2 separate regions of the Mus musculus genome follow, and region 2 is linked to region 1. The links are chromatin loops, found by intact Hi-C in ENCODE. Cell type or tissue: gastrocnemius. All regions are shown on one strand.

What was found. Hi-C counts contacts between places; a loop is a spot of excess contacts. Peaks named below come from ENCODE experiments on the same cell type or tissue, not always from the same donor. Only the 100,000 strongest peaks of a DNase experiment are listed, where the experiment ranks them.
Region 2: a loop joins it to region 1, with 10 times the contacts of the local background. A loop is called at or near these places in 40 of 42 quality-filtered maps.

The regions. Positions count from the first base shown.
Region 1 is chr2:173,086,348-173,094,347 of GRCm38, reverse strand. The region is part of intron 2 of Gm40011; the gene reads right to left. Ctcfl (CCCTC-binding factor (zinc finger protein)-like) reads left to right here. Exons shown (of 11, transcript NM_001355185.1): 11 at 1-739. Among named protein-coding and RNA genes, the nearest start is that of Gm40011, 7.6 kb to the right of the region's middle. RefSeq lists an enhancer at 5,481-7,701. In gastrocnemius, CTCF peaks have their summits at 4,675 (motif pointing right) and 6,677; DNase peaks (open chromatin) are centred at 4,684 and 6,683; H3K27ac peaks cover 2,642 bases.
Region 2 is chr2:172,826,551-172,834,550 of GRCm38, reverse strand. No RefSeq gene overlaps it. Among named protein-coding and RNA genes, the nearest start is that of 1700055K11Rik, 30 kb to the left of the region's middle. In gastrocnemius, CTCF peaks have their summits at 2,610 (motif pointing left), 3,280 (motif pointing left) and 6,846 (motif pointing left); DNase peaks (open chromatin) are centred at 1,145, 2,592, 3,267 and 6,807.

The DNA of each region.
Region 1 (8,000 bases):
CACCCTCAATATTTCTTTTTTTTTTTTTTTTTTTTTTTTTTTTTTTTTTTTTTGGTTTTTCGAGACAGGGTTTCTCTGTGTAGCCCTGGCTGTCCTGGAACTCACTCTGTAGACCAGGCTGGCCTCGAACTCAGAAATCCGCCTGCCTCTGCCTCCCGAGTGCTGGGATTAAAGGCGTGTGCCACCACACCCGGCTGATATTTCTGATACTATGATTTTAAGCACTAAAATGAATTGTATATTTTTTTTAAATGCCAATGAATTTTCCATGACATTTAAAGCTACCACGATGCTTTCAATGAATTCTAAAGTCAACCTGAGAATCTTAATGCTGCGGAAAGATGAATTGGTAGAAACAATGCTCATTTAACTAGAAAAAAAATATATATATATCATAGCTCTTTCTTTGGCATAGAGCAAGGCTCACCTTTAGTTTTTGCCCCTCCTCCCCCATCTTGTAGGCCTATGGGTTAAACCCAGGGCTTGGCACAATTTAGACAAGTGCCCCACCACCAGGCCATACCCCCAGCCCCCACACAACTTCCAAAAAAAATTAAATTATCCAGGCTGGATTTGAACTCAATTTGGAGTCCAGCTGCACTTCAAACTGTCCATTCTCCTGCCTCCGTCTTGCAGGAATGACGAGCCTTTACCACCAGGCCGGGCTTGTCTTCTCTTAATTGTAGTCTTCGCCCGCTATGAAATTACACTGGCATTGTTGCAAGCATTGGCTTTGTTCCTTAGCTGGGTGTGATGTGGGTCGCACCTGTCTTGAGGGTGGGGAGTTCAAGGACATCCTCAGCCAAATAGCAAACTCCAGGCCAGCCTGGGCTACATGAGACTGTCTCTCCAAAAAAAAAAAAAAAAAAAGAATACATATATATAACATATATATATATGTTTTCTCAGTATTTAAGTTTCTGATCCTTTTGCTAAAAAGTGTTTTATTAACATTTTAAAAATGATTGGCTGTGAGAAGAGACCAGGAAGTTTGATAATGAAATGTGCATTTGTGAAGAATTTGATTTTTTTTTTTAATTTTCATTATCTAGAGAGAATATCTTTTCCCAGCCCTTGCGCTGGCACTCAGTGCCTGAGGTATCGCTATACAGCTGAGATTAGCCAGGGTCTGTTACAGGGACCAGAGTCCCTATCTTTGCTTAGTGCAAATACATCGCCACGTCTCTGAATTCCCCATAGGCCCCAAGCTCATATGCTTAAAATGTTGATCTGTTCAAAGCACCCCACGCGTGAAGCCACTGTGGTGCAGGCACAGGAACAGTCCCCCAGCATCCGGGCTACAGTGCTCTCTCTTGCTGAAAATGAATTCCACTTACACTGACATGAAACAGGGTTACTCTGTGATCTGTCATCTGTTGTCATTGTGACTTGATTTTTATATTTTCTTTCTTTTTTTTTTTTTTTTACTGTTGGAAGAACTTTTGCATATTTCAATAAAAAATAAAATGATTTTTAAAAACCCATCTTTGTGATGTGCAAATGGTAGTCTTTTTCATTCTTGCTGTCCTAGAGATCAAGCATGGGGCCTCAGGCATGCTAGGCAGGGCATCACCACCCGAGAGACCACAGTCATGCTTAGGCTTCCTGGTCTGTAGGTCTCCCTCTGTGTAGGTCAGGCAGAGCTGGAATTCAGTCCTCACCCCCTGAGTGACCGTGGTTACACCTGCACCAGAAACCCAGATAATTATGGTCTTTAAAATGTCCTGGGGGGCTGGAGAGATGGCTCAGCAGTTAAGAGTACATACCACTCTTGAAGAGGACCTGAGTTGGGCTCCCAGCACACATGTTGGGCAGCTCACGACCAACTCTAACTCCAGGAGATCTGACATTATTATTGTTTTTTAAGGCAGGATTTCTCTGGGCAGTCCTCGCTGTCCTAGAACTCACTGTGTACACCAGGCTGGCCTCTAACTCAGGAGATCCACCTGCCTCTGCTTCCCGAGTGCTGAGGTTAAAGGCATGTGCTATCATGACCAACTAGTTTAAAAAACAGAAACAAAAAAAAAAATAACAAGACAAAACAAAACCTTTGTTTTTAATGCCTTGTTGGGCCAGTAAGATGGCTCAGTGAGTAAAAGCATTTGCTGGCTAGCCTGATGACCTGAGTTCGATTCCCATGACCCACATCGGGGAAAAAAAGAATGAACTTCTGCTAAGTTGCCCTTTACTTGTACATAGTGGTGTCATACACACACACACACTCATACACACACACAGACACACACTCATACACACACAGAGACACACATTCATACACACACACAGACACACACACTCATACATACACAGACACACATTCATACACACAGACACACACACTCATACACACACACAGACACACATTCATACACACACACAGACACACACACTCATACACACACACAGACACATTCATGCACACACTCATACACACAGACACACACACTCATACACACACAGACACACATTCATACACAAACACAGACACACATTCATACACACACACACTCATACACACACAGACACACATTCATATACACCACACACATACATTCACACACACAGACACACAAACACACAGAGAGACATACATTCATACACCCACACACTCTCATACACACACACATATACACACCACACACATACATTCACACACACATTCATACACTCATACACACACACAGACACATTCATACACACCACACACATACACTTACACACATACAAACACACACATTTTTTGGAACAATTTAATATCGGAGGGTGGGGTGGCAAGTGTCTTCTGCACAAGCAGGAGGACCTTGGCTCCCTGGTACCCAAGTGGAAGGCAAGGTGTGCCAGCAGGCATCTGTAACCTGTACCTCGGGGCAGAGACAGTTGGATCTGACATAGCTGACTCCGTGGGTCCCAGGTTCAGTACTCACCCTGTGTTGAAAATCTAAGGTATAGAGCGGTTGGGTTAGGCACTCTGTGTCGACCTCTGACCTCCACACTCGTGCACGTGCAGAGGCATGCACACACAAGGTGTCACCTCTGTGTAGTGAGAAATTCAGAGGACCTGGTGCCCTGTGTTCTGTGGGTGGAAACATCTAGGCGGTGTTTTGGGAAGGCACATTTCCCCAGAACATTCAAGTGAAATGCCAACGTGGTTCCACAGCTCGCTGCTGGGCTCCCAACCAAACTGGGACTGGGGTTTCTGAGAGAGTCGTGTATGCCCACACTGAAGCAAGACCCCATCAGTGGGCGAGGAGAAAAATAGAATGTGGACCATATGTGCAACGGCTCACTATGCAGCCCTGAAAGAGCAAGTGCTCTCCAGCCTAGGTGAACACTGAGCTCTGCTGGGCGGTGTGGTGGGAGCTCCCAGGGGAGTCAGCATCCTTGGGAAGGACAGGAGAACAGAGGGCAGCAGGGGCGGGAGCACAGAGGAATAGCGTTTAATGAGGACATTGCAACACCCATTGAACCGTTATTCAGCATGAAGACTTAGAAAGGCCATGAAGGCTACTCAACAGTGCGACACTCTGAACACCTCTAAACTAACTGTATATTTAGCCATTGTGGGGCCAGCAATATGGGTCAGCAGGTAAAAGGTGCTTGCTGCCAAGCCTTAATGACTTGAGTTCAATCCCCAGGAGAGAACTGAAGCCATCCTGACACTTGTCCTCTGAGCCCACATGCATACCTTGACACACATGAGTGCTATACGTGCACACAAATCATTGTAGTTTTAAAGAAGTACCATGGGAGCTGGAGAGGTGGCTCAGAGGTTAAGAGCACTGGCTTCTCTTCCAGCGATTCCAAGTTCAATTCCCAGCAACCACCTGGTGGCTTACAACCATCTGGAATGCGATCCAATGCCCTCTTCTGGTGCGTCTGAAGACATACATTAAATAAATAGATCTTTTGAAAAGAAGAAGTACCACAGTGGGAGCTCTTCTGTGCACTTCACAGCACTTTAACACTCTTAGTTTAAGAACAAATGAGGCTGGAGAGGTGGCTCAGTGGTTATAGAGCACTGTTGGCCCATGCAGAGGACCTAGGTCCAGCTCCCAGCAGGCACACAGCAGCTCACAACTGTTAGTAACTCCAGTTGCAGGGCATCTGACGCCCTCTTCTTGCCTCCGGGGACAGTGTACGCACACATACATGTAGGCAAAACACTCACACATGAAATAAAAATAAGCCTTTTTAAAGAGCATGCAAGGGAAAGAACATGTTCTTAGGATGCTAACCTAAGAGGCTGGGGCGAGGCCGTCCCTCAGTCAGGAAAGTGGTTGTCTAGCATGAAGCCCTGTGTTTGATCCCAGCACAGAATAAACTGCATGCAGTGGTGCAGGGTTTGTAATCCCAGCATTGGGGAGACAAGAGGCTTGGGAGTTCACAGTCATTCTTAGCTACATAGTGAGTTCAAAGCCAACTTGGACTATATGAGACCTTGTCTCAAAATAAAAAAAAAAAAAAAAAAAAAAAAAAAAAAGCAAGCCTCGTAGGTCTCTAAAGAGCAGTCAAAAATCTCCTTATAAGCAGACTTTTGGATCGGACAGCAAAGTTTGGCTGGAATGTTGACTCTGTTCTATGACAAACCCCATCCAGGAGGAGAGCGCAGCACACAGTTGCTGAAGGGTGGCAGATTCCAATGCACTGGGCTCTAACACAGCTGCAGTGCATCTAGTGCCCACCAGAGGGCAGGCGTCAACTTCTCAAACACTGGTACTGGTGATTCAAGGCACTTCCATAAACACACAAAGTCCGGACTCAATCTTGGCAGCTTACCTTGTGTTGTACCCGAGGAGAATTTGTTGATGAGGGTGGCAGGTTAGGGGAGCTACCTGGGAAGGACTTCCTTTAGAGACTTGGAGATTCACCTCTGCCCCAGCTCACGCCTGTTTTGCCAGGAGACAGTATATCCCCTTGTAACTTAGGTTGATGACAGCATTCTCCTACAAAGACCGTTAAAACGAGAGAGAGAGAGAGAGAGAGAGAGAGAGAGAGAGAGAGAGAGAGAGAGAGAGAGAGAGAGAGAGAGAGAGAGACCAACAGAAAGCATGCTTTACATCGTGATAACCTCTACAGCTGACATCGAGGTCCATTGGTGGCATCCATGTCATGATGGCTCACTTTTGGAAAGTGGCAAGAACAGGTTTTTTCCTAGGTCTGGTCTCCCGAATGAACGCTCATCTCTTCTGATGCCCATGACAGGCCTCAGGCTGGTCCTATCAGTGGTCCTGGTTTTGTCTCTAAGGCAAGTGAAACATACCGACGACAGCGAATGACTTGGAGTGTGGTGCTCATCTCCGCTCACACTCCCTCGCCCCAGCCTTTCGTAGAAGTTGATTTGTAGTGAGTACCTGGTGTGAGATGCTCACACCAGCCGCCCCACATTCCCAAGGCATGGCTGTCATAAACACGGTCACCACCAATCATCTCTGCAACCTGCACAACCTAGTGTTTCAAATGGTGTGCCTGCCTCTGCTTCCACCCTGAGCAGAGGACAGAACAGGAGGCCCGCTGTGCTGGACACCACAGAAAGTGCCACAAAAGTCTCCTGTGGCCAGGAGATGTCATACAAACAGCTCTGGTAAAATAGCTCTCTTGGGGGCTGGAGAGATGTCTCCATTGTTTAGAGCATTGCCTGTTCTTCCAGAGAACCCAGGTTCAATTCCAAGCATCCACATAGCAGCTCACAACTGCCTCCGGTTCCGAGGGATCTGAGGCCCTCCTCCGACTTCCACAGGCACCAGGCACACGAATAGTGAATAGATACCCAGGCAAGCAAAATACACACATAAAATAAAAATAAATCTAAAAAAAATTTTTTTAAATATTTCTCTTAGAGGCAACTGAGCTTAGAGGGTGGCCTGCTGTACTCATCATTTCTGGTTAATGGCTGCAAGCGTGCAGAGCAATCCAAACGTGATTAAGATTTCTCAAACAGTGATTCTATTCTAAGGCCTGAACTGTGAAAAGGAGTAATGTAGACCTGGGAGTGGGGGTAGCTCAGTGGTAGAGAGCATGCCTGCTTAGCTTAGCTTATGCTGGTCCCATCCCCAGCACCCGTGACAATAAGAACCAGAGGCAGAAACATTGAGAGGAGCCAAGGCCTTTCCTGGGGGCTCCTGGACCCTTGAACCTCTTGCTGGGTGGAAAGGCCCTTCCCCAAATGGAGGCTGTGTCTTTGAATATTCAGCGTGTGTCTGTGAATATTGACAACATGGAGGTTAAAGATATCTACCAGATGGAAAAAGACTATGTAGTCAGATAATTTGTCTATTATCTGTCTAGGAGAGAGAGAGACAGAGAGAGAGAGACAGAGAGAGAGAGAGACAGAGAAGAAACAGACAGTCAGAGACAGACAGACAGACAGACAGACATAATAAATTAGTCTATGGTCTTGGAGTATTTGAACTTTTTCTGTCTCCAGTGTTCTAATTTCAGATGAAGTACACACTAACTTTGGCAACATAAATGTGGCATGTCCCCCTCTTCTCCCCACACTGCCCTGCAGCCTCATCTTCACCCTCACCCCACCCCTGTCTGGTCACCTGCCAGGCTCTGGTGGACATGCATATTGTGTTAGCTTTGCCGTTCCCAGGGCTGGCTGGAGCTCAGGGGTGACGGTGTCTTGATTCTCTCTGGCTGCTCAGCATCCCCAGGCTTCCCCAGCAGCGGCAGCAGAGCCCTGTCAGCAGCAGCTCACTCACCAGAGCCCGTTCATTCATAGTGCCGAGACTCCTGAGATTTCTAAATTTGGTCAGTGTTCAGGGCCGTGCAGGGTGCCAAGCGCTCGCTGCAAGCTAAAAATACCAGCCAGGTCTGGGGTGGAAGCCGCACGCAGTACGGTTGGACGACAGTGAGGGGATCTCAGGAATGCAGACAAAGTGTCCTGTTCTCTTCCACAGCCTGGTCTGTCTAGATGGCATCGACACTGTGGAATGACCAGCCCCGGCCATTCTAAGTGACAAGACGCAGGTTACAGAAGCTGCCTTCCCAGATGGTCAGATACTCGGCTTAATTCCCAGATCTGGACTGCACCCTGGGGTCAGGTTCTGAGACTTACCTTCAATTCCTGTCTTAAAACGAAAAATATATATATATAAATTAGTAGCTTGTATTGCAGCCCAGGAGGCAAATGCTGAAGAAGCTGAGGCAGGAGAATCGTGAGTTTGATGACAGCCTGAGCTACATACTAGCAAGCTGACAGAGTGCTTGCCTAGCACAAAGCCCCAGTTCAACTCCCACCATGAGCAGAGTGTTGGGGCCAGGCCTGTAATCTCAGAACGTGGAGGCAGAGGTTCAAGGACATCCTTGACTACATAGTAAATTCAAAGACAGCCTAGGCAAAAACCAGAAAGAAGAGCTGGAGAGATGGCTCGGTGGTTAAGAGCACTGACTGCTCTTCCAGAGGTCCTGAGTTCAACTCCCAGCAACCACATGGTGGCTCACAACCACCTGTAATGAGATCTGATGCCCTCTTCTGGTGTGTCTGAAGACAGCGACGGTGTGCTCATGTAATACACACACACATACACGCACGCGCATGCATACACTCATGCATGCGTGAGTTTTATAAATAAAATGACACAACCAAAGACTGCTTCTTGGAAATGGAAAGCCAGTGTTGCCTGTCCGCAGGGACAGTGGCTGAGGCGATAGATAGTGCACAGCAGACTAATAACTGCTGCCGTTATTGGTGCTGACCGGCAGGCCTCAGCATTTCTCTAGGCCAGGAGCTTCTGCAACGGTCTCCAGTGTCACCTCACTGACCTGGGCACCAGCCCATGAGTGAGGCACAATAGCGTCTGTGGGTACACAAGAGGAGGCCAGGGGTCAACCTCATGTGTCGTGTGTCTTCTCATGTGTTGTCCACCTTTGCTTGGTTGGTTCTTTTTCAACTGTTCACAAACTATATCATTATTATTATTATCATCATTATTACTATTAAAGATTTATTTATAGACGGACAGTGGTATGCCTACCTTTAATCCCAACACTTGGGA
Region 2 (8,000 bases), 260 kb after region 1:
CCTAGGACCTTGTGTGTAGATAGATACCGTAGGATGACTTGAACTTGCAACCTTCCTATCTCTACCACCCGGGTGCATGAGCCTCCAGACCTGGACGAACTTTATTTTGGGGACCCAGAACCTTGCTTCATAGGTCAGGTTGGCCTCCAATTCATGATCCTCCTGCCTCAGCCTCCGAGTTCTGAGGTTTCAGGTGTGCAACACCATGCCTGATGTACAGGAGGAAGGCCTGAAAAAAACCTCTCCACACAGTCTCCTTGGGTGCTAATCAAAAAAGCTGACTAACACTGAGGGGACGAGACATCCACAAACAAGTGGGTGAATCTACCCAGGCAGACATGAGAGGTAACTGTTAATCAGTGAAGGCTCCTGAAAACAGGAGGGATGTCAGGGAGGGCCGGTCTGTGACCACAGCAGTCTGGGAGGACTCCCTGGTGAAGGGTGTAATTTAGCAGGTTCTCAAGGTGGAAAGCCACTGTTCAGAAAGATGGGAAGGGCTTCCTGGGTAGTGGAGTGGTGAACATCATGGCCTGGGGCCAGAGCCAGGATCCAGAAAGGTGGCTTTTTAAAGCTGGGCTGGGTGACACAGATCTGCAATCCTAGCTACTCAAGCTGAGGCAGGAGGATTGACATCCTGAGGTATGCCTGGACAACATAGTGAGATCCTGTTTCCAAATTAAAACCAGAAAAAGGTCTTGGTATGTGGCTAAGGGGCAGAGCATTTGCTTGGTGTTTGCAAGGCCCTGACTCTATCCACAGAACCTCAAAAGAAACAAAATAAAGAGTTTACGAGCAAATGACTCTGGAGCCCAGATCCAAGTGTGGTCTTCTAGATCCTAGCCTCTACCCTGCCATCTAAGGAGCTGGGACTTTTATTCTGGTGAGAAACCCTGGGGTACAAAGAACTTCAATGGACAGAGTGGAGTGCTAACCTAGGTTGATGTTCCTATGGGTCACACGGAGTCTGTGTGTCCCTCCCCTGCCATGTTTCAAGCCACTAGCTAGGCTCTCCCACAGGCAGTGACTGCAGACAGTGCTCCATTTCTTTCTGCCAGGAAAAGCATTCTGAGAACCCTGTTCCTGACAACCTACTGGGCCCTGGCTTTAAAGCTGAGCTGCACACAGCCATTACCTGGGCAACTGGCCATTACCCTGGCAACTGGCCATGACAGAGTCAGGGAGACTTTTATGGGGGAGGAGGGATATCCTGCCTCCAGGGAATTCCAGGGCATGCTTTTACAGTCTTGACCCATCTTTGCCACCCAGCCTGAAGAGAGGAGTGATGGCTTCTGGGGAGGGTCGGCAGGCAAGCTGGGACAGCTCCAAGACAGGCAGGCAGTGGGGGTGGGGGTGGGGTGAGAGGTGGGGGTGTGTGTAATCCTCCCAGTGGGTTTCTCCCTTGTGTGGCTCCAGTTAATACCCTTGGAGACAGCACCCCTTCATTGCCCTCCACCCAGACTTGAATGTGGCCCATGTAAAAGCAAGCCCAAGGAGGCCAGTAGACACAACTTCCACAATGAACTTCAGAATCTGTTTACATAGGTGATGTGAGGAGGGGCTTCATGTCTAGCCCCTCCAGGGAGCAACACAAGCACAGGCAGGAGGGGAGACAGCTATCATTGTTTCTGTATAACCGTCAGCTCCTGGTTTTGGACACCCAGGAGCCCAGAGTCGCATTCTGATGTGGAGTCAGACAGACGTGGCTAACCTGGGCCGATTTCACATGTGCTCTGTCTGTCATATCGGAGGTTACAGAGGTATCCCAGTGCTCTGTCTGTAACATGCAGAAGAGAAGCATCGGCTGTGTCCTGGGCGCATGGGTAGGAGACAACCTTGCCTCATCTGGGCTCAGCCTTCACAGAGGTAGGAGGGGCTGAGAGTCACACAGGTGTGGGTTTGTGGGTTTGTATTTGCAGGACGGGGATGGGGTGGGGGGAACCTTCAGCTGTGCCAGCTGACTGCATCAGGACCCTCCCAGCCTGTGGTCCTAGCTGGGAATCACAGGCTGGGGATATACAGCCATCCTCCTGGCCTCTGGCTCTCTTTGCAGGTTTATGACTTAGTGTCTTTTGTTTGTTTATTTGTTTGTTTGTTTGTTTGTTTGGTTGGTTGGTTGGTTTTTTGAGACAGGGTTTCTCTGTGTAGCCCTGGCTAACCTGTAACTCACTCTGTAGACCAGGCTGGCCTCAAACTCAGTAATCCACCTGCCTCTGCCTCCCAAGTGCTGGGATTAAAGGCGATCGCCACCACTGCCTGGCATGGCTTAGTGTTATCAGTAGAGACAAGGTCAGGGCTCCAGGTTTAGGTCCTGAGGGGCAAGTGCCCACTAATCATGGTGACAGGCCTGCCTGGGCATACCAGTTCAGAGGAAAGAAGTGAGCATGCATGTATGAGTTTGTGTGTGTGTGTGAAAGAGAGAGACAGAGAGACAGAGACAGAGAAAAAGACATAGAAAGGGAGAGAGACAGAGAGACAGAAGGGAGAGAAAGAAAGAGACAGAGACAGACAGAGTGCAAGAGAGCAAGCAAACCCATGTGTCCTGTTGGGCTCAGGACTGCACAGTGAAGTCAAAGGTCACAGGCGCCCCCTGCTGGTGGTTGAGTTTTCCTGCCCCGCAGGCCCAGAATGATGACAGCCAACAGGAGCTGCAGAGGGCTGAGTAGCCCCTCTGCACGTCAAACATTCTGTCCCTGGGAAGTATTTATGTAGCAGCTACTGTGTGCCAGGTGTAACCTTCACCACGAGATGCCTCCCCGACACTGTGCATCTGGGTCCCAGCATCCATGACACCCACCTTCCTGACTCTCTCGTCTCCCTCCTGTGAGGGTGCACACAGGTCACGGAGGAAAATCTCCACACACCTATGTTCTTTCCCAAATGCATCTGAGAGGTCCCTGCAACTGTGACAGGTAGTGTCGCATGGTTTCTGGGGGGTAAGATGGACAGGTGACATTTGGGGGGCACTGCTATGAAGCCCCTGGATAAATCACTTTGGTTCTGAGCCTCCGTTTTGCTTTTGCTGGAAGCTCCTGGACCCTGAAGGAGGGTGGCCACAACAGGGCCTCCACCCCACCACCCTGTGGCAGACATCCTCTTCGGTAGGCCTGGCCACAGCAATACAGCATGCTTCTCAAGGATGTGCATACACCCGAGGGCCCTGGAGATCACCACCAGCCTTGTCACAGGTTAAAGAGAGGGGACAGTGTCCAACAACCCCTAGTGCTAACAGCCCAAGGTTCCTCCCTGAGGCAACTTCTGCTCTCTGCTGCCCTCTGCTGGATGAACGGATGCTGCAGCAGCACTCTTGGCTGCTAGGCTGTTTTCCTTCCTCAGCATGGCAGGCCTTGTGCTCCCCACACTGGGGTGGCCTCAGACCCTGTACCTACAAACAGTTGTCATTTCTGAGGTCTTTCTCTGGGCAGAGAGGTTGGTAAACTGAGGCTGTGTGAGCCAGGAAATCACTGATATTCAAGACCTCCTAATCCCGAGCTGTGCTGAGGCCCAGCTGTGTGACCTCAAACGAGACCTGAGCCTGCCTTGCTGGACAGGGCCTGTGTGGCTCTCTCCTCACTGGCCACTTGCCCGTATTTATGGATTAAATTTCACCTGCAGCCTGCTGGGGCGCTGCAGGAGCCCTGGCCTCGAGGCAAACCTGATTCCCTTTTAGTGGAGAAACTGAGTCTCTGAGGCGTGGAGCTACCAGCTGAGCAGAGGACCAGGCTGTAGGCTCAGGGTGGAGTAATCCTGCAGGCCTCCCCATAGCTTGCTGTTCTCTGGCCTCACATGTCCAGATTGGCCAATACATATGTTCTTGATATTATTTTTTTAATGAGGGAGATGTTTGAAATAAAGGACACAATGAAAACTCTTTGTTCAGTAGCCACCCTGTGTCTGGGACAAGAGGTCCTTAGAGGCGAGGAGGGGCTTCTCAGGCTTCAGTGTGTGTCGCTGTGGGTGTCTTGGCCTTCCTTCTTGCCCCCCCCCAACCCCCGCTTGGCCTCGAAACTCACAACAAGGGTCCCAGAGGGTGAGCCACACCCAGAACCCAAGCTCCCAAAAAGATGCCTTGGGGCTAGTTTCCCATGTCTTACCAGTTGCTCAACCACCCGAGGGTTTAATCTCAGCTCTTTCTAATTTTACAAATGCTCATAAGTTCAGGGCCAGCTTGGGTAATTGGGATTTTGTAAGCCATGCTTTGATTCTTGTTAGCAAGCCATAAATCCCTCTGACAAGCCTCTCTTTTGGGGAGAGTTTAATACCCTGAAGCCCACTAGAGTGCCACCATGGAGTCACGGTGCTTGAGGGCCTTAGGTGCAAAAGGCCTTGAGTCTATAGACAGGGATGTGAACTCATGGGAGCTGAGGGGCTCTCCAAAAGCCACACAGAGCCTCTGCAGCAAAGCTCTCACCCCTTCTGGGCAGCAACCTTTGATAAACCACTTGCCAAGGCTGACGGAGTTCTCTTTGAAGGATCCGTGATGCTCATGATCTCTGACACGGGAGGATTCAGCACTGTTGTGGGAGGGCTGTGGTTTGCTAGCCCCTGGTTTGAGCAAATCAATCCCTCTTGATGTTAGGGGTAAAAGGGGTCTCTGGGGGAGACATCCACCAAAGGAATTATGGGGTAGAAGGATCCCAGGTAAACAGCTTGTCACTGCCTCCCTCTTCAGGACCCTGGATCTTAACACAGGTTTGTATTCCAGGGACCCAACAGGGAAGTCATCACAAACTATCAGGGCGTCAGCTGGGTAGCAACGAGACCCTGGGTGCTGGTGGTATAGCAATGGACACTTGCCACAGGAGGTCTGTGACTTATGAAATAGCTGTCTCTGTTTCTTTCCTGTGGCTGTGACAATACCTGACAAAAACTCTTAAGGGGGAAGGGGTTTATTCAGCTCGCAGTTCCAGGTTATAGTTTGTCATGGTGGGGAGGCCAGAGTGGCCGAAAGGGTCCGGTCGCATCACTTCCACATGAGGAACAGAGCCGTGTGCATTTGGGGATGCTCAGCTGCTTAGCCCACTTAAGATGCATCTTCCCACGTCAAGAAGTTGGTCAGGAGACTTTCCCACAGGCATCAGAGGAGCATCTCCTGGTGGCCTTAGATGCTCCTGGTGACTGTCACCCTCCATTGGTCTGGCTAGAGAAGAGCCCCTGAGAGAGGAACCACACCCCGGCTGTGATGTCCTGGGCCAGGATGTCTCTACTAAGTGCCCCTCCTCCGTTCCCACTACCCCTGGTGTTTTTGCTTCTATCTGTGGCGCTGGAGAGTCTCCCCTCAGTTCCTTGAAACCATTCGGGTCTCTTTGTTGCTTCAGTTAGGAACGAAATAAACTGGAGAACAGAGAACCACAGGATTGTCCCTGGGCTTGAGGCTGACCTGAGGATAGACCGAAGCCACCCGAGCCAAGACTTCCTGCAGATACGGCAGACCCAAGATTTGCAACGTGGGGACAGGTGTGGGTGTGGGGGAGGGGCTCCTCATCTGGGCCTGGCCCATCTGAGTTTGAGGCAGCTTCGAGCTTTGCTAGCCACTGTGAGTCTACTGCAGCCCCCCAGGAACTCTGGGCTGTTCCCTCTCAGGCAGAAAAGAAGCCCTTCGAGGCTGAGTCCTGCCCACTGCCCACGTCTGCCCCGAACTAACCCATGGTGATGGAGGCCTGCTGGGACAGTGCGGCCGGTCTCCTCAAGCTCCTGGTCCTGGGAGACCCAGAACAGCCCACATCCAGTCTGTGTTTCCAGCAGTGGAGGCCCGCGCTCTCCACTCAAGGCCACCTAATTCCTGTGGCTCCTTTCTCACTCAGGCCCCTGTTGAGCCTAGAAACCCTGGGATGCCTCCAAAAGTCCTGACGTGAGCTGGGCTGTGCCTACTCTCGCGAAGGGGGCTCTGTCTCAGGGCTCTCTTCCCCAGTCCTACAAAAGCCCCAGGCTGACAGCCAACCTGTGGGCTTCAGCCGGCTCCGGGGCTACTCCGTGGAAGACTCAGGGATGCCAGAGCTTCTCGTGATAGGAACATTGGGTGAGTTTCCTGGCCATATGACCTATGGCCTCAGAAAGATTGATGGGCTCCTGTGGTTCTGGGAGTGAAAGGTCAACCTTTGTTCTCCTAGGTCACTGAAGGATGCTGGGGACCAGGATGAGGTGTGGCCACATGCCCTGACTCAGCCTTTCTTGTCACAGACCTCTGCCTTCAAGTGTCTAAGGAAATCTCTCTGGAGCTGGGGTCCCAGGTACCCAGCGGCTTATGGGGAATCCTCTCCCTGATTTACTCCCTTGGACATTTTTGGGGTTGTTTGTGTGTTTGAGACAGGGTCTCACTATGTAACTGGGCCCGTCCTGGAACTCACCAAGTAGAGCAGGCTGGCCTCAGACCTACAGAGCCACCTGCCCCTGATCTCTGGAGCACTGGGAAGAAAACTGTTTGTCACCACACCCAGCTCTGATGACCCTTGAGAGCCTGCTTTCTGAGGGGCTAGGGGTGGCCACACTGGGCACCCAGGTTTTGCTGTTCAGTTTCCACTCTGGTGTTGGTCATGCATTTGGACACCCAGCAGCCACTGGTAGGGCACCCAGCATGGGCCACCCCATCCCCAGGGCTTGACTGGCTGTCACTATTTGCATTATTTACCCTTTTTCGTTGCTATGACAACAACACACCTGACAGAAACAAGAAGTGGGTTTACCCTGGCTCTCTGTCCAGGGGTTAGAGTCTGGCCTGTAGGCGAGGCGTGGCAGGGAGGCTCTGTGTGGCAGGAATCCTTGCTGGGTGTTTGTTCTTGGCACTAATGAAGGCTACCCACGGCCTCCGCTGTGAAGGTTCTACAACCTTCCAACACTGCCCCCTGCTGGGGTCCAAGTGTTCTAACACAGGAGGAGCCTGAGTGGGGAGGGTGCTCCTGCCACATTCAAGCCAAAACACTCAGCCGCTCGGGTGTGGTCCCTCTTAATGGGAACTGCACCCCACCCTGAGAACTGCACCTTCAACTGTCCAGGAAATTAACCTCACATGGCACTGGCTGAGAACTGGTGTCAGCTGAGTGGACTCCAGTGGTCCCCATTCACTTGGGGACAGAGAATAGTCCTTCAAGGTGGAGATCCTGAGTTCCTGGGAGGACGCTGGCCCTCTGAGGCCAAGGCCAAGTCCCTTTTGTCCCGATGGTAGAACAGGGCTATCAGGCATGGATGGCTGTGTAGAAACTCAGGCCGGGTCCCACCTGGAAGGCTGCTGCTCCAGGAGCTGCTGGGAGCCACAAGCCGTAGAATGACTACAGGCTTCTCTGCTCCATGGGCAGTCAGAGGGAACGGTGACCCTGGCTGTGTCTGAGGAATCTCTGAACGAAACCAGCCTTTGCTGCCCTCCTTCCCTCCCTCCCTCCTCCCCTCCCCTCTCCCTTCCTCCTTTCTTTTCTTCTATTTAGAGACAGGGTCTCACTCTCTAGAACAAGCTAGCATTAAACTCACAGGTACCCTCCTGCTTCAGCCTCTTGAATGCTGGGACTTCAGACCTGTGCCACAATGTCTGTGCCACCTGCCTTTGTATCTACGTACTTGGCTTGGCGTAGCAGAAGGCTCTCCCCATGCAAGAGGACAGCCCTTGAGGGAGAGGGGACATGGACAAGGAGGAGAAATCAGCCCTTAGGTTCTCACCTGTCTGAGCTGGGGCCTCTTCATCAGGCAGGCCCCTCAGCCTTCTGTCTTGACTTGTGTCACACCATTGGCTGCCAGGACCATGAGGCACACCATCCTCTTATGTTCACATCAGACAAGAGCCCTGGCAACTATCCTGACGGTCCCAGACCCTCCAAGGACAGAACTGGAGACTAAAAGAATTGAGGTCATTTGTCCCAGGTCCCTGGGGAAGGATTCTGGAGTTGGATTCCTTTTAGTATGAGCACTGGCCACACCCCCTTCAGTCACAATGCACTCTTTTGCCCCCAATGACACAATTACAATCAATTGAGACACTGTCCTGAGCTGCTGGCCAGGAGGCCAATCAGCTCAAC